Linked DNA regions of Mus musculus: region 2 is linked to region 1. The links are chromatin loops, found by intact Hi-C in ENCODE. Cell type or tissue: left cerebral cortex. All regions are shown on one strand. Each heading gives the region's core, and the rest is flanking DNA. Links, peaks and the distances in the headings are about the cores only. Region 1 overlaps Zfp469 (zinc finger protein 469). Region 2 holds the start of Gm26812 (a long non-coding RNA gene).

What was found. A loop is a pair of places that touch in the nucleus more often than their neighbours do. Peaks named below come from ENCODE experiments on the same cell type or tissue, not always from the same donor. Only the 100,000 strongest peaks of a DNase experiment are listed, where the experiment ranks them.
Region 2: it touches region 1 in a loop (2.8-fold over the local background); 3 of 42 quality-filtered maps call a loop at or near these places.

The regions. Positions count from the first base shown.
Region 1 is chr8:122,253,632-122,268,582 of GRCm38, forward strand. It overlaps Zfp469 (zinc finger protein 469), which reads left to right. Exons shown (of 3, transcript NM_001362883.1): 2 at 4,989-5,054; 3 at 6,309-14,951. The coding sequence starts at 6,436. Among named protein-coding and RNA genes, the nearest start is that of Zfpm1, 21 kb to the right of the region's middle. In left cerebral cortex, for the core only: a CTCF peak has its summit at 5,937 (motif pointing left); a DNase peak (open chromatin) is centred at 5,918.
Region 2 is chr8:121,841,040-121,855,990 of GRCm38, forward strand. It overlaps Gm42048, which reads left to right. Exons shown (of 4, transcript XM_030243893.1): 2 at 1-365; 3 at 1,993-2,144; 4 at 2,653-2,863. It overlaps Gm26812 (a long non-coding RNA gene), which reads left to right and starts at 10,826. Exons shown (of 4, transcript XR_879277.2): 1 at 10,826-10,941. In left cerebral cortex, for the core only: CTCF peaks have their summits at 9,108 (motif pointing right) and 10,114 (motif pointing right); DNase peaks (open chromatin) are centred at 9,121 and 10,120; H3K4me3 peaks cover 364 bases; H3K27ac peaks cover 366 bases.

The DNA.
Region 1 (14,951 bases), core at 4,994-7,493:
GATACTCTTAGATCTTCCAGAAGTCGTTGGTCAGCCAATCTAGAGGAACAAGCCTGGCCTCTAGAACCCAGCAACCTAGTAGCTGAATGAGGCCACCCAACCAGTAACAGTGGGCTAGCTGGCTGGCACCCTACAACCCTAGAAGGATGGCTATCAGTCGGAAGGCTCCCTCTCTGAACCTGTACCTCACCTGAGTGGTAAGAAACATCAGGGTCTTAGAAAAGATGGACATGACAGCTATCCAGAGGCATCCTGGGACTTGGGGCCATTGCTGGTTACAGCTGAGCTGGAGCCTTGATAAAGAACTGGGACCATTCCTGTGGGCAGGCAAGCCTAGGCCCACACGCTGCCCTCCCTTGGCCTCTCGAACCTGAGCCAGATCCTCCAGGGCCAGTCCCAGAGGAGAGGACAGAGGGGCAGCAGCTGGGTGTGGCTCAGAGCATCCTATCCAGAGATCCCTGTGCCATAGGAGGCACCACACCCATTTAGAACTGAGCACACTGAGGCCAGGACCCCTAAGCTGGACCCGCACCCCAGAGCTGGCTGGAATGCTGCCATGGGAGGGGTGCAGAGGAGCCTCCCATGGACAATCAGGACCTTCCTCATGTTCCCCAGCCCAGAAGAGGGGAGCATGGCCCCTCAGTTTCACACTGCAGACAATCCCTAGGATCACTACCACGGTCCAGGTAGCCGCTGAGACCAGCTCACGCAGGAGCTAGCAAGAGGCAGTAGCGGGGGACAGAGCTGGGGAATGAACTCAGCTGGAGAGAGTATATAGCCCACCTGACACCTGACAGACCCAGAGCCCACACTCACACTCTGTACCTCAATTCCTTATCTGTGCCTGGGGAGGGGGCTCCCCCTTCCAGGAGTATGGCTACAACAGGGATCCCTGCACTGAAGGCCTGGAGTGGGCTTGTCCGCACACAGTCAGTCAGCACTCGGAGGCTTCCTTCCTGAAGCCAGGGCAAGTATGTAGCCCTAAGCAGGGCCAGCCCGCCCACCTTCGCTCACCCTCCTCCAGCCTCTGTGGACCCTCACATCCTCAGGAAACAAAATTATGACCGCTTGAAAAGAGGGAGCTAAGACTGGGGCTGAGATGCAGCAGGGAACAGAGGCAGTCCCCGGGGAGCGTGTTAGCCTCATCCCTTGGAACACGTGTCCCGAGACAGGCACAGATGACCACCAGCTTACACTGTTCCAGGGTGCCTCTTAGGGAGTGCAGAGACTGTCTCCTGTCATTAACCTCAGATAGCTTCAGTCTCAATGTCAGTGACCTGGGAGCCTGCAGGAAGGCAGGAAGACACCCCAGCCACCTCCTGCCGACCCTCACTCTGTGTCACACACCAAATCGTGCAGGCTGCCTACTGCATGCCCCAGCCCATCCTAGGGCTCTAGTCTAATCACCCCAGATAAGACCACTGAGAGAGTCAGGCAGAGCAGCCAGTATGGTCGTGGAAGGCACCCTGGGCTGTCACCCCAAGTGCTGGAGCTGTGGAAGGCAGGTGCAGCCTCCTCGGTAAACATGTCCACTCCACCAAGAGCCCAGTCTAGAGCAGGGTCCACGGTGGCCTAACTCGGAGCTCCCGGGACCATTGAGCCCCACCTCTGCATGAGAGGATGCTCAGATGCAATGGGAAACGACACCCGGGCTAAACTTGGCATGGACAGGGAGAAGCGAGCTGTGCACCAGAGCATATGCACACGCCCTCTTGCCATTTGATTTAACCCTATGGGCCTTGGGACCTAAGAAGCATAACCAACTAGCATGGGCCCCGGAGAGCCAAGTCGTGAGCTTGGGCTGTTGCCATGCTCACTCTGGTCAGAGACGGATTCCCAGAGATGGTGGTGCCCGGTCTGAAGGCTGGTCCTGAGAAGCTGTGCAGTTGGCTGAGGAACCTGAGTGCAGAGTCACCGAGTAAGGTCGCAGCAGTCCTGTGCACAGCCGATGTATAGAGTCTGGATGAGCAGAGCGTCCAGCCTCAGGACCAGCATCATGCCTCTGTAGCACAAAGGCACGAGGAGAGGGTGGCTGGTACCTGGCCTTGCCCCACGCCAGCTTCCACCTCTGCGCGGCGGTGCAGCCCTGCCTTCAAACAGGAATCTTGCCTTGCCCACCGCTACCCTCCTTGTCATCTTGGACAACATTATTGTCTCCCCCTCACACACACACTCCCTTATCTCCCTCCTGCTAAAGGATCTCAAATATGCACCCCGATAAGGCAGCACGGCCGCCGCTTCCCAGCTCCTTCCCAATGCCAGCCTCTACTTTCCCCAGAGTAATTAAGATAAATGCAGCTGATAATGGGCGCTGTATTCTTAAGCCCACCCTCTGGGCCACATCGCAGATATAATTTTACCTGCGGAGGTTTATCGTAGTACTCAGGTAACAGTTTGTGAGGAAAGCGGCAGCGTTTGAAGAAACAGGAAGGGGGGATCGCTGGGAAGAAACATCAAGGCCTTGCGACTGCAGCCCCTCCCCCGGACACGGGGCGGCCCAGGCAGCTGAGAGGGGCTGCAGACTGACCTGGAGAGGAAAGGAATGCCCCACCCCTCCCGGGATGCTGGTGCCAGCTGGGAATCTAAGGTTTGGATCTCTCCTCTAGTTCAAAGGGGTCCTGGCTGGGTGAAACCCACACCAATATAACAGCCCTGAGAGGCTTTGCCAAGAGCCCAGGCAGGGAGAGCCCAGCTCATACTGCCTGTGGCCCTTGCACTTGCACAGGGAGCCAGGGGCTGGTGCTCTAGCCCTAGGGTACTGGTGGCAGAACAGGGGTACAAAGACCAAGGACAGAGTGGACTGAGCAACTGAAGACTGAGCTGGAGAACCTGGGAGCAGCTAGGATGGAAAAGATGAGAATCCAAGTGTTGAGATAGACCCCAGGGTTTGTTGAGTGCCAGAGAGACAAGGACACATGATGTCTGCATTTATATCACTGCTTGACAGTGTTCCCATTGTGTCATCTTGGGCAAGTCCCAGACCTCTCTCAGCCTTTATTTCTGCCATCTATAGCCGTTTGTTGCCTGTCTTTCCAGTAACCTGGAAGCCATGAGTCAACCACACACCTCATGCCAAGTATGGCACAGCGTCTGGTGCAGATATACTAGTGGATGGAGGAAGGATTGGTGGATAGATGGATGGATGGACAGACGGATGCATGGAAGGATGGATGCATGCATGGATGGAATGATGGATAGACATATGGATTGATGAACAGACAGATGGATGGATGGATTGATGGATGGATGGATGGATGGATGGATGGACGGATTGATGGACAGACAGATGGGTGGATGGATAGATGGGTGAATGGATGGATGGACAGATACACAATGGATAGATTGATGGATGGATGAATAGACAGATGGCTGGCTGGTTGGATGGACGGACGGACGGGCGGACGGACAGACGGATGGACGGACAGACAGATGGATGGATAGATGGATGGACAGATATATTCATGAGTGGGTGCAGGATAGATAATGGATTGTAGATGCATGGATGATAGATGAGTGGTGGAAGGACGAATGGGTAGACAGACGGATGGATGGATGGATGGATGGATGGATGGATGGATGGATGAATAGATGGACAAACATATGGATAGATGGATGGTCAGACAGATAGATGTATGAATGGGTGGATGGATGAACAGATACAAAGATGGGTGGGTGAGGAGCAGGTGGGGGGTGGATGGAAGGATGACAACTGAGTGGACACATAATAGGTGACAGATGTGAGGTGGGTGAATAGAGTTCTCTGCGACCCCCTGCCAGCCTCCATGTCTTCCAGCCTCTGTTCCCCATCTCAGAAAAAAGGCCTCAGCCAAGCCTCTATAGTCTGCCGCTGTAAAGAGTCGCATGTCCCTCCTGGGCATGTACCACCATCAGCAACAGCAGTCCAAGACAGGCCCACAGGGTCAGGAGTGTAGGTGTGGCTGGTGTCCCACAAGGTTGCAACCCAGTGTTCTTGGTGGCCAGAGTCTCGTCAGAGCCTCAGCTGGGGCCAGGTCCACTCCTTAGGTGGTTCCTCACATGGCAAACCTCAGCTCCTCACCACATTTTCTCTCCAGATAGTCACTCTATGTCTCAGCTGTGCAGTCAGAGAACTGGGGTATGACCTGGGTCGGAGAGCCCAGTACCCTCATTACCACCAGGATCTGTCCCTTAACAGGTTGTTACATTCAACCTGTTAGGGATGAGGTTAAAGGGCACTTACCTCTTATATATTTTTAACATTCATGTGCTCAGCTTGTTTGTTTGGGGAGGAGAGCGTGCCCCAACGCACATGTGAAGGGCAGGGGAAGACTTGCAGGACCTAGTTCTGTCCACCATGTGGTTCTGGGGATCAAATGTGGGTTGTTGGACATAGTGGTAAGTACCCTTACTCCCTGAGCCATCTTAGCAGCCCATCTGTATTTAAAACCACACAGACAGCATCTGGCCAAATTTGGAGTCCCACAAGCCACCCCTTCAGGTCCCCTTTGCCATGTGCAGAGGCCAAGGTAAGAGGCTGCCCAGCATCCCTGAGGGCTCTAGACCTGGAGGCAGCCATGTGGGGGTACAGATGAGTATAACTAACAGGATCTTTATGTGGGGTGCTATGGAGTGAGCGGACACGAAGGCTCACACGCAGTGGCAGCAAGCAAGGAGCAAAATGCCAAGCCGAAGATGCCCAGGAGTGGAGTGCCCTGGTGGGAACCCGATGTGCTCTTTGGTGCTGACAGGCAGTTTGAAGCCATGGCACTGGGCAGGCTGAACAGGTCCTGGGCTGCACAGTAGCTGGAGTGCAGCTGGGGCCGAGCGGCTTGCTCCACCCACTGGCATTTACTCTCTCCTTCTCAAGACACATTGGAGAGAAGCAGTTAGCTCTCTTGGGGCTCCCTGCTCACATGGGACCAAGCAAGGATAATCTGGGGGAGACAGAGCATCCCGGATTCTAACACATTGCCCTCTCTCTCTCTATGTGTGTGTGTGTGTTTCTGCAGACAAGAAGGTCCCATTCCTCAGGCAGTTGTTCAGAAGAAGACCACTGAGGGGCCCCAGATACCCAGGTATGTGATAAGCACAGCTAGTGTGTATGGAGAGCCACCACTGACTGGAGAAGGTGGCTTGTCCTCCAGGCTCCCTCCACCCCAGCATAGCAGCTCCTCAGACAATAATTGGGGGGGGGTGTCAGCAGCCTCCCCCAGGCTGTCTGGAGCTAACAGGCTGTTTGAAACTACAGCTCTGAGCAGGCTAGATGCTGGCATCACCCTGGGACCCCGGGACTAGCCAACCTTCCGCTCTGACGGTTCCTGGAGCATGTAGTGGCCAGGGCACAGCTATGGTATTCTGTATTTACCTCACCACCCACCCACCCACCAGCGGAGCTTAGTTCTGCCCTAAGATACCTTCCTGAAGCCAAGATATCCACTAGGAGCCCCACCTCCTCTTCAACCCTCAGTGAGAGCTCCTGTTCCTAGGCAGTAGCATCACCCATGGGGCAGGAGCTGTGTGAGGGACCCTGGAATGCCTAAACCTGGTGTGACATGACTGAGTTCTGCAAAAGACTAGGAGGTGCCCCTTTGGAGGACCCACTCCCTTCACTAGCAGTGAGGCCTTGGGAAAGTGGTCTGGGTTCCTTACCCATCATCAGAGATGACAGAAGTGATTCTGACTGTCTATCTCTGTGAGGACATTCAACAGTACAACACTGGAGTTACCACCATCAAACAAGGCCTTCCCAAGGACTGCCCATAGCAGTGAGGACCAGAGGAGGGGAGTAGACCCTCCTCCAGGTGGGTAGGCTGGAGAGGAGCCTGTGTGTGACAGAGGATGAAGCCCTGTCACCTCTCCATCCCCCCTATCCCAACCAAGTTTACCCTGTTCTCTGGGCTTTTGTGGTTGCTACCCAGTGTGAGGGGTATGCTGCCCACTGCTGGTAGGCACTGGAACTGCATCTACCCTGAAGATCTGGGATAGGCCTGCCCTAAACTAGTGGGGCCTTTGATTCCCTGCAGGTAGCTATTGGGACTTCTCTGCAGAGGCAAGTTGTCTTCTCTGATACCCAGACTCCTCTCCCTTTCCCACTTTCTCCCTCCACTTTGCTCTATACCGCACTAGTATTCCTGGCTCCGCTGGTCAGAGCTCCTGCTGTACAAGCTGCCCAGCCTCTTTTCTGAGACAGGGTCTTCTAGGACAGCCACACAAGTGATTGCTGCTTCTGTCCACAGGAGGGTACAAAGTCTAGCATGGGATCCCTGGCCCTCCCTGCAGGAGATCCAGCCACCATGACCCTGCAGCTCATTTCTGTCTTCTCCTTGCAGGCTCCACACAGGACCATGAGTATAGGCTTCCGTGAGCCCCGCCAGGGGGTGAGGATGGCCAGGCAGCCCATTACCTGGGCTCCTCCTCCAATCACTACATCCTCCTAGCATCCGGGACGGCGGGGCCATGCCAGGAGAGCGGCCCCCAACTTTGCCCAGAGACTTACAGCCCTGCCAAATTGCCAGGAGTCTAGGATGCCCCTCTCAGCACCCCCTCAAGGACCACGGCTCTGCCAGCAGGACCACCCAGGGCATGAGAGATGATGGCAGCAAGGCCCAAGGTTCCCCGGAAGCCCAGCTGAGTCAGGCCAAAGATGTGGAGCAAGAGGACCTGATCCTGAGAGTGCAGGCCCCAGCAGCACGGAGCTATGCACATGTTTACCCATGGCCGGCCAGCAGGATGGAGAGCGGCCACCCCCAGCTCCACAGCCTGAGTCCTTCGAGGATCAGATGCATCCTGGGTGAGCCGCTCAAGGATCTGCGTCATGAAGCCCCCCAGGTGTCAGATACCAAGGTTCCTCAAGGCCAAAAGACCAGAGCCCGCCACAGGCCTGGCATCCCAAGGGCCAAGGCCCTGCCCTCCCCAGAAGAGAATAGCTCCCAAAGGTGCTTTCAGGAGGCCTCTTCCAGCTTTACCTCCACCAACTGTACCTCACCAAGTGCCACCCCCGGGTCCTTACCCCGGAGGGCCCCCCAGAGCGATGGCACCAGCCCCCATAGGCATGCTTCTGGCACTAACCTCCAGGCCATTGGGACCAACCCCTGGCCTCCTGCTGCTGAAAACAGCTTCCCAGGTGCTAATTTTGGGGTCTCCTCTGCAGAGCCCAAGCCCTTCCCTGATGGCAGCAGGCCTAGCAGCCCCCAGGGGGTCTCTGCCCCCTACCCCTTCCCTGTAGAGACAGTCCAGCATGAGAGGGCAGCTGAGACAATGTTGTTCACCTTCCACCAGCCCCTGGTAGCATGGTCTGAGGAGGCCCTGGGTACAAACCCTGCCTACCCATCCCTGCCTTGCAACCCGGGCCCGTCAGGGGGAGCCAGCGCTCCCAGTGATCTCGGAGGTGCCCTCTCACCACCTGGTGCTGCTCGCTTGCTCCCGAGCCCCTTCCATGATAGTTTGCACAAAAGCCTGACCAAAGGCATTCCTGAAGGGCCCCTTCCCGCTCGCGATGGGCTGGGGAGCCCCAGAGGCCTCCCAAATCCTCCACCCCAGAGGCACTTTCCAGGGCAGGGGTATGAAGCGAATGGGGTGGGTACCAGCCCAGCATCGCTGGACACAGAACTGCCCACCCCTGGGCCACCACCCACCCATCTGCCCCAGCTGTGGGATACAACAGCAGCTCCTCCTTACCCCACGTCTACCCTGGACCCTGCAGCTGCTGCCAGGACTGCCTTCTTCGAAAGCCAGCAGCAGCTCTGCCTCCCCCACAGTCCCCCGCTGCCCTGGTCCCCGGTGCTTACCACCCCTGGGCCGAATTCCCACCAAATGGGGGTACTGAGCCAACTGACATTCCCCAGGGGGTCTTCTGAGTGGCAGGGGGACAGCCCGGGAACCCTGGGTGCTTTGAATACAATCCCCAGGCCTGGAGAGTCAGCTCTCAGGAGCAGCCCAGGCCAGCCAAGCAGTTCCCCAAGGCTGCTAGCCTATGGTGGGCTGAAGGACCCTGGGACACAGCCCCTGTTCTTTGGGGGAGCCCAACCCCAAATGTCACCCCAGGGGGCCCTCAGCCTGCCCCCACCTAGGGTGGTGGGGGCTTCACCCAGTGAATCTCCTCTTCCCTCACCTGCGACCAACACAGCCAGCAGCAGTACCTGTTCATCTCTGTCACCGCCATCCAGCAGCCCAGCCAACCCCAGCTCTGAAGACAGCCAGCAGCCTGGACCCCTCAGGTCCCCAGCCTTCTTCCTGCCTCCCACCCATTCCCAGGAGACCAGCAGCCCCTTCCCTTCCCCAGAGCCCACATACACCCTGCCCACACGCTATCAATCCGAGACAGCCAAAGCCTTCCCTCTCCCCACAGAGGGACCAGGGGCTGAGGATGCCTTCAAGAGCCAGGAGGGAGCCCCATTCTCCCACAAGAGCCCCTCACTGGGCAGAGACGGGTTGAAGGGCTTTCCTCCAGAGCCACCACCTCCACCGCCACCGCCACCTTACTCAGCCCAGCACTTCTCCCTGAGCAGCGCCAGCCTGGACCAGCTGGATGTCCTACTGACCTGCAGACAGTGCGATCGAAACTATAGCAGCCTCGCGGCCTTCCTGGAACACAGGCCACTCTGCAGCCTCCTGTTAACCAAGACCAAGGATGGCTCTCTGCAGCCCCCAGGGCTCCCCACACCCACCACCACCTCAAAGGCACCCACCGATGCACACTCGGCCTTGCTTGAACACAACCAGACTGTCCCCTTCCTGCTAACCAGAGATGACCCAGCTGTCACCTCCTTCCCACTCCCCACCTCGGACCTTGATATGGAAGATGACGCTAAGCTGGACAGGCTCATCACCGAGGCTCTCAACGGCATGGAGTACCAATCAGATAATCCTGAGATAGACAGCAGCTTCATTGATGTCTTTGCTGATGAGGAGCCTTCAGGCTCCAGGGGGCCCAGCACTGGGCATCCCCTCAACAATCAGGTGGGATCAATTTCCAAGAATGGTACCCAGCCCCAGCTCCCATCCAAAGCTGCTGTGCCAGAACCCCAAGCCCCCTGCACTGGAAACAGGAGCCACCCAGCCCGAAACAGGCCCAAAACCCGTTCCCTGGGCCTTGCATCTGTACAGGCAGATGCGACCACCCTGGTCAGGCAGCAGAGGAGAGGGAAGCAATTCAAGTTGTTTCGGAAAGAGCCCGGTATGGCCAAGGGTACTAACAGTCAGGCCAAAGCCATCTGCCTGAGGCCAAGAAAGAAGGGTCACAGTGCAGAGCATCCCCGGCCCCAGGCTCGCAAAAGTCAGACTCGCAAGGGCCACGCTCGTGCAGATCACAGCATCTCCAGAGCCACCTCCAAAGAGACGAGGAGCTCCAAGCACCTGCAGCTGCCCTCTGGGAAGGACTCCAGGAAGAGGAGGGGGCGGGGCGGCTCCTGGAGCAAGGAACTCATCCACAAGATAGTGCGGCAGAAAAACAGGCGCCACGGGCAGCAGGCACCACGGAACCAAGTCTCCCATGTCCCCCCGCTGCCTGGAAGACCACCTAGCACCCAGGAGGGCAGGCTCAGCGGGCAAGGCTGTGCCTCTGAATCTGAGGAAGAGGCTGGTATGCAGCAGCGGCGGGATTTGGGGGGTCCTGCCCAAGGCTGTTCCCCCCACAGCCGCCAACGGTGGCGCCAGGGCAAGAAGAGGAAGAAAGAAGATTTGACCCAGAACCCAAGGAAGGTCATGCGGCAGGAGGCTGGTGAAAATGGGGGCTCTCCCACTCCAAGGACTCAAAGCCTGTTGCCGAGTTCGGAAGCTGGAGAAGTCTCTGTGGAAAGAGGACTTGAGCATCGTGGCCATCCCATAATAGCCCCAAAACATCCTCCCCGGGTCCTCGCCACCACCAAGACCCAGGAGAAAAACCATGCAGCCCTGGACTTCCCCCAGGAGGGCGAGAAGCCTGAAGTTGCTGCTGATACCACTGAGCTCAGAGAGAGACCCAGTTCTCCAGCTCACTGTGGTGGGGAAAGCCCCAGACCCGCTGCTCCAGTGCCAGCACGGGCTGGCAGTCCATCAGGGAGCCACCCTGAAACACTATCGGGAAACAGCGTGCCAGTACCAGATGCAGGCTGTCTTCTGGGCACTTCTGGATGCATGAAGCCCCCGACTTTGCATACCAGAGAGGACTCTGCCTCCCAGCCTGGAAGGTGCCTGGTACCCATCGATAAGCTGGCAGACATGTTCTACACTGAATCCAGCCTCCCGGTTTTCAAGAACTCGAGTCCTGGTTGTGACCCTGACCACTGTGACAGGCGCTCTCTAGAGTGTCCAGCTGCCAAAAGAGGATCCCTGCCTAACAGTGACACCTGTGAATTGTTCCTTGGATCCAAGGACCTAGCCTACTGTTTCCCTGACGATCTGTACACCAAGCCTTTAGCTATGGACCCGTTGCCTGCCCGAAGCTGCTACCTTAGCCAGGACAGTATGGAGACCCTTGAGTCAACACCATCCAAGAGTCCACCCTACCCAGTTGAAACAGACCCAGGGAAGGTGCATTCGCCACTGACCTTAGAGTCCACATCCCTGTTTGCAGGGCTGCCTGAGGACGGATTTGACCCACCACTCTATGACAACTTGTCAGCAAACAGGGTCACCCACGGACCACTGGCAGGTCCTGACCCTCTCCCTAAGAAACCTCTGGCAGATCCTCTGTACCCGCCATTCTTGCTGCTGGAGGAAATTTCTCCGGTGCTGCCTGGCTCCTTTCCTGGTCTCTCCAAGGGAAAGACAGTCAGCAAGCAGTGTCCCTCGGAACAGACGGTGCCTCCCCGCCCTCCCGCTGTGCCTGAAAAGGGAAGTGAATGTAGCAATCTGTGTGAGGACGAACTGGAGATCAAAAGATTGGTGACTGAATTAGAAAGCCAACTGCAGGGGGAAGGGAGCACAGTGGGCACCTCGGGAGAACCGGAGGAAGCTACACAGGAAGGCAAGATGGACACAAGCCCAAAGCAGGCCTCCCTTCTACCCACAAATCCAGCCACCTCAGCCCAGAGGGAGCCAGCAGAAGACATTACAGGTCTTGAGGGATCAAGTTCACATCAGGAAAGGGCCCTGAAGAACCCCCAGAAACAGTGGCCCTACCCAGCTTCCTGCCACACAGAAAAAGCAGCACCTCCCTGTGGTATCCAGGAGAACCCAGGATGCGGGGCTCCCCTCAGCCTGGAAGGATTCACACTCGGTCTTCAGAGAACTCGGGAGACCATTATCCCCGACGCAGACAGTCAGATCCCCCTAAGTGACCGCCTGCCTGACTCCAGCAACCAACAGGTGGCCTTGCTGCATGCTGGGAGTTTAGCCAAGGACAGCCCGAAGCATGGGCTTTTGTTTCCTAAAAATAATGAAGCCCCTGGGACCCAGAACTCGAATGCCCCACCGCTGCTTCCTGGTAAACACACAAGAGGACATTCTCTAGACCCATTCTGTGAGGCCCAGGAGCCCTGCCCAACTTCCCCTGCACTGGAAGGATTCAACAGCCCCAGTGCCCACCCGGCCCTAGAACCCAACTTGATACTTAAGGGTGATGAGGAAGTCACCTCCCTTCCAAGTGCCAGTCTCAGCCATGGCTCTAAGGGTCACTCTGAAGACCAGGCAGGGAGTTCTATAGGAGCTGTGCTTAACAAGCCTATTGCCAAGGACCTGGACTTTAAGGGGGCGTCTGCACCTGCAGGGACCTCTCCACAATCCACCCTTCAAAGTGGTGGTAGGGCTTGGTCTCATCCCGTGCCAGATCCTCCCTGGGAGCCCAGTGCCAGCATTGGACAGAGGCGCCAGGACCCAGCCTGCTGTTCCTTTCCTCTGCGTCAGGTCCTGGATGCTACAGCCAAGAGCAGAGAGAACGCCCAGGGCCTTCAGTCTGGGGACCCCTCAGTGACAGGAGGGGCCCGTATGAAAGAGGACTCCTCAAGGGCTGTAAACGTGTCAGCTCTTCCTGCAAACATCCAGAAGCAGCTGAGGTCCAAGGCAGATGGACGTCTTGGCTCGCCTAGTCAACCTGAAAAGATCAAGGGCCAGGGTCAAGCCAACAGACTCCAGCCAAAAAGCTGGAGGAGCCTGGAGGACCCAGATGCACTCAACAAGGTCAGTGCCCATTTGGAAGCTAGGCCGGCCAGGGGCAGAAGGCCACGCCAGGGGAACAGAGCAGCCCGGGGCCTTAGGAGACAAGCACTGTTCTCCACCAGCCCCACCGACCCTGATAGCACATCCTTGCTTCCAATCCAGAAGGCTTGCCCTCTCCAGAAGGAGCCTGCAGAGAGAAGCCCAGAGAAGGCCGCCAGCCCACAGCCATTGTTTAGCCAGGAGAATCCCGCTCCCTCCAATAGAGACCTGGCCGCATGTGTCTTCTCCACCAGGCCTCAAGCCACACCTACTCCCAGTGACCTTGAGCCGATGCCCCAGGAAGACCCTGAGACCAGAGTCAAGCCTAGTAAGCCACTAGCACCTTCCTCCTACAGAGACCTACCCAGCCCCGATGATCAGCCAACCTGTCCTGTCTTGGTACCTCTGGGTGCCAGTTATGGCCTAACCACCAAAGAGGCTGAACCCCCAGCATCCCCTACACTATTGGTGACAAGCTGCTGTGGCCCTGAAGAGCCTTTATCCCAGCACTCTCTGCTGGGGACCAGCAGTCCCAAGGACCCTCCCGTAGGCTCACTTGGCTCCATCAGTTTCTCGGCCCCTGTATTACTAGAGAGGAACAGCCCCAAGGGCATCGCAGTAAGAACATTAGAAGATTCTGGAAAAGAGGAGCTGAGGCTATCTCCTGCCCATTCCTCCGCTCCTCCCCTAGGGGATCCCAGCTCCCCTAAAATGACCATCGAAGCTGCCCCTCTGACCAGCATTGCCCCCAAAGATGGCCTAGATTCAGGTGAGACACTTGAGGTGCCAGCCCCCCACTGCATGGGAGCCCCATCCCTCAGCAACCCAGAAAGGACATACTCCAAGGGCCCTTCCTTAGGGCCTGTGAGCAGCACTCCTTGCCCTGGCCACGGGGAAGGCCGCGGCATTATAGCTGTGCCCACAGACCTTGCCACACTGGAGACTACAGGGCCAGACTCTCAAATCTGCCAAGAAGATGGGGCAGACGTCAGCATCAAGGAACAGGACAACCCAGAAACACCTGGGACAAGACACTGCAATGTGACAAAGGTAGCCAGAGCCAATGCCCGAGGCATGCCCACAGGGCTCCACTTGACCCTAGAAACTCCTCTGAGCGGCACATCCAGCGACTCCAGGTCTGACTCTCCTCAGTACCACATCAGTATCTCCCATCGCCCTCCCCAGAAGAACTTCTCCGACCCCCAAGACCATAAACGGAGGCCCCGTGGACTGAACAAAAAGCCAGAGCATGCAGAGCAGACCCCAGCTGAGCTACCCGAGACCTGCCAGCTCTGCTCAGCCTCCTTCCGCTCCAAAGCGGGCTTAAGCCGGCACAAAGCCAGGAAGCACCGGCCACAAAGGGAACCTAGATCCCTGCTGAGCCCCATGCCTGTGCCTGCTTGCCAGCCTTCAGATCCCATGACCAAAGCATGCCAGACTCCTGGGAAGAAAAGCCACAAGGTGTCTGAGAAGGGAAGACCGAGTCGCCCGGCCCTGGGGGCTGGCCGCTCTTCTGGACCACCTCCCCTCCAGGACACCATGGGTCCTGAGATACTAAAAAGGACTAGTGAGAAATCTGAGGGAGCTGGGACACTAGACACTCCCCTCAGCCAGCACCCACCCACCCTAGGCCTCAGTGAGCAAGGAGAGAGTGCAGAGGTTCCTGCCTCAAAACCAAGGAGAGCAGACAGATGGGGAACAAACCAGCTCCATCCTGACCAGACAGAAGTGAGGGGCAAGAGGCAAGGTGGACAGCCTGCCGATTCCCCCAGCCACCCAGAGAGGAAACCTAACAGGAAAGGGGTAAAGCTGAGGGCAAGGAGGCAGAAGCATGGTCCCGGAGGCACTACCCACGTGACTTCAGACCTACCAACCGCCTGTGGCCATCCTCTCATCCCCCTGAGCCTCTCGCCTGAGGGAGGATGCAGGCCAGCTGTCAGGCCTCCACCTCCATCCTCCACAGGAGGACCCAGAGCACTGGAAGATGCTGAAGACGTTGGTCCAGGGGCCCTGTGTACAGAGGAGGTACCAGCACAGAAGGCCCCCCAAGAGCATCCGGTCTGTCAAGGGACGATAGAGAAGGAGCATCCGGTGGAACAGAAGGCCACCTGGACACAGTGGTTCTGGGGACCAGAAGAGGCCACGGCATCGGACATTAGTGGAGAACCTTCACGGGCTATTGAGAGCCAGCCTACAGAGGACCACACAGGAGTCAAAGGCAGGTCCGATGAGGGCACTGGGAAAGGGACACCTGACTTACCTGACAGGACACACAGTTCTGAAGTGGACAACACCATCAGTAGCTACCCCCAGGGACCTATCAAAGACCCGGAAACCCAGAATGAAGTCCACGGGTCGGATGGCGCCCCCAGCCCAGAGCAAAGGGACCCTCCAGACTTGTTCGATGATGACATCTCCTTCTCTCGGCTCTTCCCCCTGGATGGCCGCCTCACTCAGAAGAACCTACGAGTCTATGGGAAGCGCTGCCAAAGGCCAAAGTGCCCATCACCGAAGGAGCCCATCGCTGAGGTGATAAACAGTGTCTCACTCGGCTCCACGCGCCTGCCTACCGATCTCAGTGACTCGGGCTCTCTCTGCCTGTCCCGAGAGGAAGAGGATGTGTGGGATGATGAAGTCATGAGTTTGCCCGAGTCCCTCCTCCTCGATGGCCTTCTAAGCAATAAGACACCTGGCCTTGACCCATGGACCCCCAGCCTCAGCCTGTGGGCCCTGGAATCCGACAGGCAAACCAGCTGCGTGGAGGAGAAGCCTTCCTGCTTGATGGAGAACCAAGATGAATGGTCAGAGCCCATCCCGCAGCTGCACATGGTCCCAGCAGCCTGGCGGGACCTGGAACA
Region 2 (14,951 bases), core at 7,807-10,306, 410 kb before region 1:
CGCGCCAATTCCTCCCCCAGCCCCACTCCTTTTCTATAAAACCCCCTAGCTTCCAAGCCTCGTGGTCGAATCCACTGTCTCCTGTTGTGTGAGATACGTTTCGACCCGGAGCTCCGCCATTAAAAAACCTCTTGTTGTTACATCAAGGTGTTGTGTTCTATTCGTGATTCTTGGGTGCACGCCGAATCGGGAGCTGAGTGGGGGTTTCCCCACTGAGTTCTTTCAATTGGAAGGCTGAGTCGCTTCATTTAACTGGAAGTTCTACAGCGTGAGGCATCATTTTAGGCCACAGGAGGCACACCAGAGAGCAGGCTTTCTTCTATCCAGACAGATAAACATATGAAGACATCGGCCAAAGGAACCAAGTAAGAAAGGGGGTGGGTAGGGATAGGCAGATGGTTCAGGAGTTAAGAGCTGACTCACTGGGTCAGTCAGCTAGCACTGACATTGTGAGCCACGACCATCTGTAACTTCTGTACGGGGATCTAGCGCCCTCTCCTGGCTTCCTCGGGCACTGCACCTGCAGCCGTGGTGCATAGACCTGCACACAGGCAAAGCACTCATACTCATAAAACAAGAATAAATCTTTTAAAGAACAAGAGGAGAAGGAGGAGGAGGAGAAGGTGGCGGCGACAGCTGGATGATGGTGGTTCATGTCTTTAATTCCAGCACTCAAGAGGCAGAGGCAGATGGATCTCTGGGTTCAAGGTCAGCCTGGTTTACAGAGCAAGTTCCAGGACAGCCAGGGATACACAGAGAAACCCTGTGTAAAAGCAAAATAAAATAACAAGAAGAAAGGAAAGAAAGAAAGAGGAGTGAAATGCAGAAGCGAACCCATGTAGCAGATGTGATGTCTCACTTCCTAGTTGTTTAGGGAGGATATGAATCCAGCTGTGCATTGCAAAGAAAGCTGAATTCTTCCTCTTTAGAGCCTTATTTAGCGACCTACGATCTGGAGATCCCTGTGTTATCCCTGGGCCTAGCGCAAGCTAGGCAGGTGCTAGCCATGTGCTCTTCCACTCGCCTGCATCCCAGCATCGCCCATAGTCTTTTTGTTACTTATGTCTAGTTTCTGCTTTTGTAGCAGGAGAGCACACTGTTGTTTCTGGTCCTTTCCAATGTGTCAGTGAGTTAGAGTGTGTTCAGTGTGCCCCTGGGGTGGCTGATTCTGCCACTGTCTTCTGCAGGTGTCCTGTGTGGTTGAATAACTGGTCTATTGGAAACTCACTGTTTAGATTTTCTATGGCAATACTTCTCAACCTTCCTAATGCTGCAACCTTTTAATACAGTTCCTCATATTGTGGTGACCCCCAACCATACAATTATTTTCCATCCCTGTGAAAGGCTCATGTACTCCCCTAGGAATTGTGACCCACAAATTGAGAACCACTGCCCTATGTCCTTATATATTGTTGTTGAAATCTTCTACTTGTTTGAGTCAAATCCAGAGATGGGAAATAGTATAATTTCCCACCATAGGAAAGATGTATCCACTTATTCTCTGTAAACAACAAGCATGTGCTTGAAGTGTGCACGTGTGGCTAAACGGGGACAGACAGCTGCTGGGAGACAGAAGGGACACACGCTCGCCCTGGCCTCTGGGAGGGTACAGCAGCTCAGGCTGGAGAATGGAGGATAAGCAGAGAGTTCATGAGTCTGGGAGTTCCAAACTGGAAATCCATGTGCAGGTGAGTGCATGAGTGCATGTGTGCACATGTGAGCAAGTGAGTGCACATGTGTGCGAGCGAGTGCATGTGTGTGCAAGTTAGTGCAGATCTGAAGGAGGACAAAGGGGACACTAGTCCTGCAGAAGCTGGGATTACAGGCAGTTGTGAGCCACCTGGGAACAGAGCTCAGGTCTCTTCGTGGACATACAGTATCTCTTAACCTCAGACCCAATTGACCAATCAGGTAAGCCAGCTCTTTGGTTTTTTAAAAAGATTTGTTTGTTTGTTTATTTATTTATTTATTTATTTATTTAATGTACATGAGTACACTGCCGCTGTCTTCGGAGACACCAGAAGAGGGCATCAGATCCCATTACAGATGGTTGTGAGCCCACCGTGTGGTTGCTGGGACTTGAACTCAGGACCTCTGGAAGAGCAGCCAGTGCTCTTAACCGCTGAGCCATGTCTCCAGTGCCAGTAAGTCATCCTTTTTAAATAAACATTTTTCAAGCTTCTTGTTATAGAGTTGCATATGGTTACCTTCTAAATAAAAGAATAAGATGACAAATAAAAGTGTAGAATTAAATATGCAATGGCCTATATGTCTGTTACGAGGCCACCACAACAGCTGCAAAACCACCTCTACCCCCAGAAACTTCCCTGTACTCTTATCTAGCCTTCCCCTCTGTATCCCTGTCCCAGGGTGCTCACAGGCAGTGATTACTTATCATTCTCAGGATGTTAGAAATGCAGTCATAAAGTGGACACCTTTGATGAGGACCTTTAGGACTCTGGCTTCTTTCACCGAATCTGATTGTTTTGAGAGTTGCAGGTTTACCTGTGAGTGTTACTGTTTCAATTCCCCATTCTCATTTTCATTCTCTCTCATATTCTCTCTCTCTCTCTCTCTCTCTCTCTCTCTCTCTCTCTCTCTCTCAATCTCCCTCCCTCCCTCCCTCCCTCTCTCCCTCCCTCCCTCTCCCAGGCCCCTCTTGTGAAAGGAATCAAACTCAGCGCCTCCTGCATGCTAGACAAGCACTCTACCACTGAATCTCCATCAAGCCTAGCAATTCTCTGTGTGCAAACAGACCGTCGTCCCTCATTTATCGCTGCACCACTCGGTGTGGATTTGAGCTGCCAGCTGCTTCCAACTTGAAGGTGTATTATTACTAAAATCTCTGCTTTGAACAACCTGAGCATGACTCTTATAGATATGTGCTTTCATAACTTTGGGCGGGTGTTTAGGAGCAGAGTGGCTAGATCATAGCTAGTTTTGTGTGTGTGTGTGTGTGTGTGTGTGTGTGTGTGTGTGTGTGTGTGTGTGTTCATGTAATCCTTTAACTGCCCAACCATTTTTCTAATGTGACTAATAGGTTTTCTTTGATGAAGAAATAAGTCAATTTGGGCTGGAGAGATGGCTCAGTGGTTAAGAGCACTGACTGCTCTTCCAAAGGTCCTGAGTTCAATTCCCAGCCACCACATGGTGGATCACAACCATCTATAACGGGATCCGATGCCCTCTTCTGGTGTGTCTGATGACAGTGACAGTTTACATATATATATATGTATATATATATAATGAATAGGGGGCTGGAGAGATGGCTCAGCAGTTAAGAGCACTGACTGCTCTTCTAGAGGACCTGAGTTCAAATTCCAGCAACCACATGGCAGTTCACAGCTACAGTGTACTCATATACATAAAATAAATAAATCTTTATGCACGCCTTTAATCCCAGCACTTGGGAGGCAGAGGCAGGAGGATTTCTGAGTTCGAGGCCAGCCTGGTCTACAGAGTGAGTTCCAGGACAGCCAGAAACAGAGAAACCCTGTCTCAAAAAAAAAAAAAATCTTAAAAAAAATAAATAAAATGAATAAATCTTTAAAAAAAAATAAGCCAATTTGAGCTGAATTCAATGAAAAAAGGCAGGTTCGTTTAGGAATGGGCTCCCAGGTAAGTTCACCAGCCTCAGAAGAGGAGACCAGAAAGGGCAGGCTTACAGAAGTAAAGGTTTTGATAGACTGTAGGCAAAAGAAAATGACTTGTCTGATACATGCTGGGCTTGTGCAGGGGACGCTGCATGGGGGCGGGGGGGGGGGGGGAGGGGGGTTGGGTGGCTGGTGACTTCAAATGAAGTGTGTTGGGACAGCTGTCAGGAATGAGGAACTGGGCCCTTTGTCCCTCTTTCTGTTCAGAGGCTTTCTGAGTGGGCAGGGTTGGAGAGAGAGAGAGAGAGAGAGAGAGAGAGCGGAATGAAATTTGCGGGACCACTTCGGGGAGAGAGGCAAGCTGGGGACTCCAACAGGACAGTGACCACACCATGTCACATCTCCAGTAACGGTAGAGAACAACAATCCTCTTGGCGCCAAGACAGACATTTTACCTTGTGTCACCAGGGTTGGAGTTTGTTTTTCCTCAGGACTGTGGATCCTGCTACTGCTTCATTTTGAAACAATGTTTTCAGTCTGTAACTTAAACATACTGGGGTTGTTGTTTTAAATCTTACAAAGTGAAGAAAAACAAAGCAAACAATGAGGGAGTTTCAAAGTCCCGTGTGGACTGCTCTCAGTCAGGAAGAGCCTAAGTTAGCACTGAGGGAATTTCCCGCTTGGATTGAACAGGGTCTTCACTTAGCTTCGCCCTCCGCTCCGTGATGCCGGAACCCTCCTGCACTCTTACTTATTTGCTTTTAGCATGGACTTTTCTTTCCAGCTCCACCTGGAACCCAAGTCCTAGCACAGGTCAGATAAACGCTCCTCCCCTGATCCTGGTCCTCAGCTCTGCCCCCTCAGAATTTTGTGCCCCACTCCCTTAACAGTAGGTCCCACTGACCTGATAAGGATGCAAGGAAGGAGAAGGAAAACAACCAGAGCGTCAAGGTAGCTCACACTGTGGAGCAGACAACACAGCCCAGGTGTGTATGGTAGATGCACAGTGCTGGGTTCCAGGTCATCCCGGGCCACAGGGAGAATCAGACTGAGATGTATGGGGGGTGGGAGTGGCTTCCAACCCTTGCCCACTTCACCTGGCTTCTGCACAGCCCTAGGCTTCCAGGATGTGTGTGGTCTGTGTTCTGAGTGCCTAATAACGTGTCTCTGTGCTGGCTGGTCTTATGTCAACATGACACACAGACTAGAGTTATCTGACCGGAGGGAACGAAACTGCTTCCATAAAAATCCAGCTGTAAGACTTTTCTTTTTTTCTTTTCGAGACAGGGTTTCTCTGTATAGCCCTGGCTGTCCTGGAACTCACTTTGTAGACCAGGCTGGCCTCGAACTCAGAAATCCACCTGCCTCTGCCTCCCGACGTGCGCCACCACGCCCAGCTGACTTTTTTTTTTTTAATTTAACTTTATTTTATGTGCACATGGTATGAAGGTATCAGATCCTCTGGAACAGGAATTAGAGATGGTTAATTGGTCCTCTGGAAGAGCAGCCAGTGCTCTTAACCACTAAACCATCTCTCCAGGCCCAGGAAGGCTGCCTAAGGGGGAAAGCCTAGTCCATTGTGGGTGGGGCCATCCCTGGGCTGTTGGTCCTGGGTTCTAAGAAAGCAAGTTGAGCAAGCCAGAGGAAGCAAGCCAGAGCGCAGCATCCCTCCATGGTCTCTGCATCCGCTCCTGCCTCCAGGTCCTGCCCTCACATCCTTGGAGGATGAACAGGAACATGGAAGTGTAAGCCAAATAAACGCTTTCTCCCCAACTTGCTTTTTGGTCATGGTGTTCTGTCACAGCAATAGTAACCCCGAGTAAGGCAGGTAGAAAATACATGTGCTTTGTAAACTCACCTGTCAACTGTCTGCCTATGTCCATGTTGAAGGGACCCTTGGGAGACCAGGGCATTGGACTGGTTTTGGCAGGATGCCAGAGGCCAGCAGAGGGAACAAGAGTCTTCGGCACACCTGGCAGAGGTGTCACGCGTGCCCCCACGTTGCCTAGCATAGGTTTCCTAGCAGCTCCCGAGGACATGGTATTTCCAGGGACCACCCCATTCCTCAGGGACCACCCCATCCCCCTGACCCATCCTTACCTTCTCCTCAGACCGGAACAAAAAGAAAAGCAGAGGAACGAGAGTTCCTGATCATGAAGTTGATACCAAAGTCTCTCTTCTTACAAAGTGATGTGTGTGCCTGAGTGTGTTTGTGGGTGGGTGTGGTAGGTGGGTGGGGTGGTGTGTGAGAGTGTGTGGTGTGTGAGTGTGTGTGTGGGGGTAAGTGTGTGTATGCATGTGGGAGTGTGTGTGGTGTGGGAGTGTGTGTATATGGTGTGTGTGAGTATGTGTGTATGAGTGTGTATATGTGGTATGTGTGTATATGGTGTGTGTGAGTGTGTGTGTGGTGTATATGTGTGAGTGTATGAGTGTGTGTGTGTGTGTGTGTGTGTGTGTGTGTGTGTGTGTGTACATGCATGCCACAGCACATGTATGGGATTCAGAGGAGCTCTCACAGAAGTTGGCTTGTCCTTTCCACCTTGTGGGTCCTCACCTTTGCCCACTGAGCCACCTGCCCAAACCAATACCAGATCTTTAAATGGCCATGTTCAAGGTCAGAATCCATGATTAGTGATGAGACCAGTATTGAGACATAAGTTTGGGATCCTAAAGAAAAGGCCAGGACTCCTGCTGACGTGTCTCAATGAGGCCAAACCTGACTCTTGCTCAAGAGGGAGCAAGGAAGAGTGAGCAGGCCCACAGGGCAAGATCGCCAATGCGAGATGACCTTTGTGTCTTTACCACACTGGGTGGGATCCGACCACACGGTCTTTCGAAATTGGCTAGATTTAAAAGAATCATTACAAAGGAAAGGGGGAGGAGGAGTTTGCCACTTGGGTCACTAAACTTCCAAGAATGCAGAAGCGCCCAAAATCCTGGAAGGCTTGGGAGATAAAAGATTTAAAAAAAAAAAAAAGACTTACTTCCTTGTTGTCAACTCAAGTCTCAAGTTCACGTGTTTAAATGTCTGATAGAAAAGACAAATGTTTAGCATACCTTACACTGTCAAATCCCACAAAGAAGGAAATTGTGTCACCCTCAAAATGTAGGTAGAAGCTGGGCAGTGGTGACGCACGCCTTTAATCCCAGCACTTGGGAGGCAGAGGCAGGCAGATTTCTGAGTTCAAGGCCAGCCTGGTCTACAGAGTGAGTGCCAGGACAGCCAGGGCTACACAGAAAAACCCTGTCTCAGAAAAAAATATATATAGGTAGAAAAAAAAAAAAAGCCAGGTGCTGGTGGTGCTCGCCTTTGATCCTGGTGCTTGGAAGGTGGAGGCAGGAGGATCTCTGTGAGTTCCTAGCCAGCCTGGTCTACAGAGTGAGTTCCAGGATAGCTAGGGCTACACAAAGAAACCCTATTTTAGAAAAATGATAAAAGTAGCCGGCTTTGAGCCTCCAAACCAGTTCTGAGCATGCGCACCGGCTCTGCTCCCAGCTAAGCCTCATGTCTTAGTTTTGCTGACAACTGTGTATGGCTCTCGGACTTTGAAAGCAGAAGGCTCCACTAGCATCTGATGTTAAATAAGCCAGTCGCATATCTGATACAGTCCCTCGGGGCCTGGTAGGCATTCCCTAAGCCCCTTTATGAGCTTTTTCTTTGAGAGTCTTTGTTCACTGTTCTTACTAACATCTTACAAATAGGGAAGAGTTATGTCCTGGAGGTACAGAGGTGACTAGAGACAGAGGGAGGGGAGCCATGGAAGAGAGAAACAGCCCGTGGGGAAGTACAGCAGCTTTTAAACCATTCTCAGTACTGTTTGAGGAAAGCCTTCAGAGGGGAAGGCTCGCCTTCCTTGAAATCAGACGGTAGGAATTCATTCCCGAGGAATCTTTCAAATGTCACCCACTCTGCAGCCAGCTTCCTGGTGCCTCTTATCGATGCATCTCTGCTCCACTTCATTTCACCAGTTCCTTGCCAGTTGCATCATTCACAGACTGGGCCAAGAACAGGGGATGTGGCTAGCACCCTGCCCGGAAGGGAAGTTTCAGAACTGGCTTCCACGAAGAGCAAACACCTGGCCCCTCCAGTGGCCTTGATTGGAACCTTCAGACAATCAGTAAAAGAGAACCTCGAGGGGAACTGAGAGTCCGTGACTGTTTCCACAGCCCTGCAGCTGATACTTAAGGGCGGCTGCCAGGGGCCATCAGCATGTGTGGTGGTGGCTGTGACATCACCGACGTGGAAAACTAGCTGGCTCCTGAGGCAGGCAGGGAGAAAGCACCAGGGGCTCCAAACTGTGATAGGAGTGGTGTTTTAAAAACTAACCTGCTGGAGAGATGGCTCAGTGGTTAAGAGCACCGACTGCTCTTCCAGAGGTCCTGAGTTCAATTTCCAGCAACCACATGGTGGCTCACAACCATCTGTAGTGGGATCCGATGTCCTCTTCTGGAGTGTCTGATGGCAGTGACAGTACTCTGTCATATACTAGATAGATAGTGTACTCTGGTATATACTAGATAGATAGATATCTAGATAGATAGATAGATAGATAGATAGATAGATAGATAGATAGATAGCTATCACCCGTACCTTTCATGCCCTGACTGAAGCAGTCTATCTTTGATTACTTTTTTTTTTTTTTTTTTTTTTTTGAGACAGGGTTTCTCTGTGTAGTTCTGGCTGTCCTGGAACTCACTCTGTAGACCAGGCTGGCCTCGAACTCAGAAATCCGCCTGCCCCTGCCTCCCAAGTGCTGGGATTAAAGGCGTGCGCCGCCACGCCCGGCTTGCAGTCTATCTTTGAAAAAGCAAATTCACCCGCAGCAACAGCACTCTCCTTCCTCTCGTCCTGCCAGCCTGATTCCCTGCCTGGGCCTCTATAGAACAGCTGCACTTAGGGGACCTCCCAGGCTCTACTGGAGCAGACCTGGGGGAATACCTGGGGGAATACTCCCAGGAGGAAATATCACTCTACAGTTTTCAGTGCATGGGGTACACTACACATCAGGACACAGTCTCCTCACAGTGGGATCACAGGCAGGAATTTCTGTGTTTTGTTTTTAGGATTCTAAAATATGAAATATAATTACATTATTCCTCCCTCCCTTTTCCCCTTCCTCCAATGTCTCTGTTTTCCCTTGTTTCTTCTCAAATTCATGACCTCTTTTTTTTAACTGTAATTGCTACACACACACACACAAAATACATAAGAACAACCTTATTGGTTCCTTTATTGTTGCCTGTATATAATTTCTAAGCCAACCAGTTGATATGAGGGGGAATCTTTTTTTCCCTGGGTTTTGAGAGCGGATCTGGAGTAGCCCAGGCTGGGCTGGACTTCACTATGTAGCAGAGGATAGCCATGCTCTCCTCACCCCTGCCCCCTAGCCGCCATCGGGATTACCGGCATATGCCATCATGCCTGCTTGCTGTTTCTATGACCTTCGAAGCTATTTCCCAATTTACAAAGTAATCCTGGTCTACCCTCAAGATGAAAATGTTAATGACAGCGCTGCAGCCAGCCAGCAGAGGGCAGCAGCCACACACCTCATCCACCACCAACTTTGCCTCAGGAAGCTCACAGAGCTACACTTTGGGGTATGGCAGAATGGTGAATATATTAAAAAAAAAAAAAAAAGCTCTAGAGGAAGGCAGAAGAATCCTAACATTTGGGAGGTGGAGGCAGGAAGATCAGTTTAAGGTCATCCTTGGACCAACTTGCAAAAAGAAAAAAAAAAAAATAAGAAGAAAGAAAACGAAATATTCACCTCAAGAGACACAGGTAGGTGGGTTCCTGTCTGCATGGTGACTTTTCTGGCCCCGTTCTTTGGGACCCGTGAACCCTCCTGAAAGCTGCCCCCAATAAACCTGCCTTTATACTTTTAATTCGACTTCAATCGGCTTACTTAAAGCCAGAGGTTCGTGTCAGGTGTCTCCTCTGATTGCTGCCACGTGAAGCAGAGTCTCCTACTTCAATCAGGCAGGGTTTACCAATTTGTCTAGTCTAGCTGGGTAGCTCTACCCAAGCATGCCCCTGCCTCAGCTTCTCAAGAGCTGGGATTTCAGGCGGGCCACCTCATTTGCTAGGCGTTTACATGGGCGCTGGGTCCGAGAATTCTACTCCCCACTCTTCCGAACCATCTCCCTAGGCCCCTTTCGTTGTTTGTTTGTTTTTGTTTTTACTTTTTACGTTCATTCTATTTATTCTGTGGCTAAGTCCCTGCACGTGCCCTGAGAGTCAGAAGGCTGAGACCGAGGGGTCGTCGGTCCTGGGCCCGGCAACAGCTGCGAACTTCCTGTGCCACCAGCTCCTGATCATCAGGGGCCAGGCGCACGCGGATGTAAGACAGGGTCCCTGAAACAATGAGCCATCAGGCCTCAAACAGGGAGAATCCCTTGTGGCTTTCAGGTGCTGAGAGCTGACTGGCACTGGCGCGACTTCTTCGGTCTCAGCTTACGACAGGGCTGATGCAACACCCTAAGGAAGTTAGGCAGCAGCCCCGAGCCCGCAATGCCTCTGTTGGCCACCAGGGGTCAGTGTAGCAGTTTCAGAAGGGGCTCGGGAAGCCTTGTAGACACAAGAAGCAAATATTGCATCATGCTGATGGGGGAGGCGGGAGGGAGGAGAAGGGGAAGGGGAGCGGATCCTGAAGCAGCTGACAGCAAGAGTGAACCTCAAGCCGGATGCTTTTATCTAGTAAAAGTGTCTGTTGTCCCGTAGTGTAGACGCTAGATGCACGCTATCACAGAGGAGATGGGGCTCACCTGCAGGCCTGTCTATTTGGGAACCAGCAAGGCAGAAGCTGCAGGCTTTTCTGATTTCCCCACATCGCAGGCTCCCGACAGTGTAGGAGAAACATTTTGCTCTATGGTTCTGAAGAGGGACTGAGGAGTAGACTTGGTTACAGTTTTAAAGAGTAACAAGAAGACTTGCCATTGATGTCCTGGTACTCACACAGTGGGGTCCCTCTTCCCAACACACTAGACAGAGACCACAAGGTCTCCCTTCATCCAGTCTGGCAAGCCAGCACATGGGGGCTCTGGGATCTGGAGATGCCTGCCTGGTTTTCCCCCATCGAGAAGGGCGCAGACTCAGGAAAAGACCAGCTCAAGCCTAGGAGAGAGCTGCTAGCCACAAAAATCACTGCCCGTCAAATATCTCTCAGGTGTCCATGGAAACAGGTGAACTACTGTTTGCTCATCTGTCTTGAAAATAAACAGTGTCGGAAGGATGAAGGAGTGGGGGGGGCCATGTGCCCCATGCAGAGCAGAGGCAGATGTGTGCTCGTGTTAATCTAACCTTCACCTGCATCTTCGTCAGGAACGGGTAGGAAGAAACAGACACTGAGTGAGTGCCCTCTGTACTTCCTATCAAGAGAACCCTGTGTCCTCCAAGGACACCCTAATCTGCCCTACTCCGTCTCCCTGCCTGGCACCCCCACTCCTGTTACTTGCTTCCTAAGTTTCTTCTCAAGGCTCATTTCCACTGTTTCTAGAAAACAGTGTACTCACAAACATAAAATAAATAAATAAAGGAGGAGGAGGAGAGGACCCTCAGCTGAGTATCCAGTCGCTCTCCCAGTCAGTTGTATGCAATTCTACCCTAACTTCACGCGGCCTCAGGAGCCTAGGTTCCAGAGGATTAGGGAAGGGTCTCTGTGGAGGGCTGTGGAGAGCCATTGTCCCTGCTGAGTGCAGATCCTCCTGGGGTGACTGCTTTAAGGTCCCCTGCCCATGAACCCCACAAGCTCATTGGTTCCCCTGGGTGACCTTTGGTGTACTTGAACTTTGGTTTGTCACTGGGACCTTACAAGGAGGGTAAATGGGACTTGTTTCCCACTCACACACCCACACATCCAGGGCAAAGATTCTTGCTGTACATTGGCATAGGATTTAACAAAACCAGAGATAAGTTTAGTGACAGCCCTGGCATTTATCCTGCCAAGGGTACTGAGACAGCCGGCTAAAGCCGTGCTGTCTGAGGGTGGGGTGTCTGCAGAGGAAATACTGACGTAGCTGGAGGTGTTGGTGACTGAAGCGTATGTAGTGTAGAGAGGAGTGAGATAAGAAACTAAGGTGGAGCCACCTGAAGGAAGGGCGTCTGTGGGGAGACCCCTAGGATGGCAGTCGTCTAAGTAGTAGAACGTGATGGGTGTGGTCTGCCCCTGAGTACTGGAATGCTTTGAGAATGTAGCCCAGGTTCTAGAATCACTATTAGGGTGGGTGCTTGAGAGTATTAGCAAGTGGCTGCAGAGGATGCCTGTCTGTGATTATGAGCAGTAAAGAATAGATCTGAGGGGCTGGAGAGATGGCTCAGCGGTTAAGAGCACTGACTGCTCTTCCAAAGGTCCTGAGTTTAAATCCCAGCAACCACATGGTGGCTCACAACCACCCGTAATGAGATCTGACGCCCTCTTCTGGTGTGTCTGAAGACAGCTACAGTGTACTTACATATAATAAATAAATCTTTAAAAAAAAAAAAGAATAGATCTGAAGTCAGTGTGGCTGCCCAGAGGGAGGTTGCATTGTATGTTTACAGGAACAATTACAATGGAACAGTTAGGATGGGTGGAAGGGCCAGCAGCAGGCATCCTCTGTATTGATCTCTCTATTGAAAACTGGATACACAGCAGGAGGAAGTGGATTTGTCAGCTTATAGGATCCTATGTTGAAAGGACAGAGGGTATAGGATTACATCTATGCTAAGGAGCCACTCCCAGCAAGTGTTGGAGAGTAGAGAAGGAAGAGGCAGGGTAAAGGTGATCCTGTGAAGAAATGAAGAGAGAGGTGGCAGATGGTATTCTTTATCCCAAGATAGGACCCTTAGCCAGATAGGACCCTTAGCCAGATAGACCCTTTGCCAGAGGGTAGAGAGAGGCTGATGTAGCAGAGCCCCTGGGACAGAGTGTGGGTCTCACTACGCAGGTTGCTATGGAGGAAGAAACACTTGTGGGACAGAAACCCTAACAGCAGCAGTGAGGGGCTGAGGAGGAGCATGCAGGGGGACTGCTTCGGAGGAAGAACTAAGGCAAAGCCAGGTCCTGGGACAGGTCTGTAATCTCAGCTACTTCTGAGGCTGAGGCACAAAGGACTGTAAAGCACTCTGGGCTGCAGAGTGAGTTCAAGGCCAGCCTGAACAACACCCTGAGGCCTTGCCTCAAAAAACAAACTAGGAAGAGGACTGGAGTTGTAGCTCAGAGGTGGGACGCTTGCCAGATAGTTTCAAAACCCTTTGTTCTATCTTTGGCACAGAGAGAGAGAGAGAGAGAGAGAGACAGAGACAGAGACAGAGACAGAGACAGAGAGACAGAGACAGAGACAGAGAGACAGAGACAGAGACAGAGACAGAGACAGAGACAGAGACAGAGAGACAGAGACAAAGACAGAGAGAGAAACACTAACAGAGATAAAAAGATACAGAGATAGAGAGACACAGAGAAAAAGAGACAGACAGACAGAAAAAGAGATACAGAGAGATACAGAGAGACAGCGAGACAGCGTTCTTCCTGTCAGTCCATCACTAACTCAGGTCTTCTTGAGTGAAGGTCTCTAAATGGAACTGACTGGTTGATCAGGCTCATTGGTTGTAGCGAATGGAGCCCTCTGATCCCCAATGCTGATCATAGGGGAGACTTTCCATGTGGGGAGGACCCTGGGGACCCTGTATTTCCCACTCAGTCTTAGTGGAAGCCTCCATCAGAAAGAAAGCTGTCAGCTCTCCAGAATCCTCCCATGGCCGATTCATCCCAGTGAGTGCTCCACCACGCAGCCATGTCCCAGCCTTCTTCCTCCCACCTTATTCTTTAAAACATTTTTTAAAGCTTTATTTATTTTACATGTGGGTTTTGTCTGCATGTATGTATGTGCACCACATGTGAGCCTAGTGCCCTCCAAGATCAGAAGAGGGCATCAGATCCCCTGAAACTGGAGTTACATATGGTTGTTAGCTCCATGTGGGGGCTGGAAACTGAACTGGGGTCCTCTGCAACAGCAGCCAGTGGGCCATCTCTATAGCACCTTAAGCCCCCACCCCCTCTAGCCCAGGCAGGCCGCAAACTCTCCCTTTTTCTATCTGTGCGTGCGTGTGTGTGCTAGTGCATGCGTGCCCATATATGTGGAGGGAGCCCAGTTTGAGTGCCATTCTCCAGGAGCTGTCCACCTTGTTTTTGGAAACTGAGACTCACTAGGACCAGGGACTGCACATTAGGTTAGGCTAACTGGCCAGTGAGTCCCAGTCAGAGATCTGCCTGGCTCTGCCTTCCCAGTACTCCCTGTAACAAAAGCATGCCGTGGCTCCCTGGTTTGGTCTTGTTTGTTTAACATGGACTGTGGGGATTCAAGCTCACTTCCCGGTGCTTGTTTGGCAAGTCCTTTATTCATTGAGCCATCTCCTGAACCCACAGTCCATGGGCTCTATGGACGGGAACTTCTGATCTTCCTGCCTCCACCTCCTGAGTATTGCAGAACTGAGCTACTGTGCCTCGTTTATGTTGTGCTTGGGACTGAATCCAGGGCCTCACACACACTTGATGAGCATTCTACCAACTGGGTCACAGTCAGGACTCTCAAGGTCATTTTCAATAGGATCCCAGAGTCAGTCAGCCACACACACCCTCTGTCTCTCTCTTCCCCTGTCTCTCTGTCTCTGTCTCTCTCTTGTGTGTGTGTGCACGCACACATACACACATGAGCACATGTATGCATGCATGCAAACAAGCATAAATGCTAGATAGTGAGGTGATTCTAAAATGTAATAGAAATACAAAGAGCCAAGAGACTAAGAATGCTAACAGGAAGGTGGCTACCCCTGAGCTATCAAGGAGCACCATGAATGTTCCCCCATGAGTGACAAGGCAGCAGCGTGCTTCCCATGAGAGCCAAGGCAGAGGTGTGTTACCCATGAGTAGTCAATGTCCAGGCAAGATGATGGATATGTGCCCTTGCTTCATTTCTGCTGCTGTGATAAAATATCCTAACAAAAACCTACTTAGGGAAGACAATGTTTCTTTTAGGCCCAAGTTCCAGGTTCCCATCCATCATTATGGGGCTGTGAAGGCGTCAGGAACTTCAAACATCTGGTCTACCCCATCCATAGTCAAGAACAGAGAGAAATGATTGCTTTCCCTGCTTGCTTGCTTGCTTGCTTGCTTGTACTCAGCTTTATCTCTCCACCGTTATATAGTCTGGAATCCAAGCTTAGGGAATGGTGCCACCCACAGTGGGCTGGATCTTAACCTTAATTAACATTATTAAGACAATCCCCAATAGGCCAACTCAATATAGTCAGACAGTCCCTCACTGAGACACTGTTCCCGGGTTGTCTAGGTTGTGTCAACTTGACAATTAAAGCTAGTCACA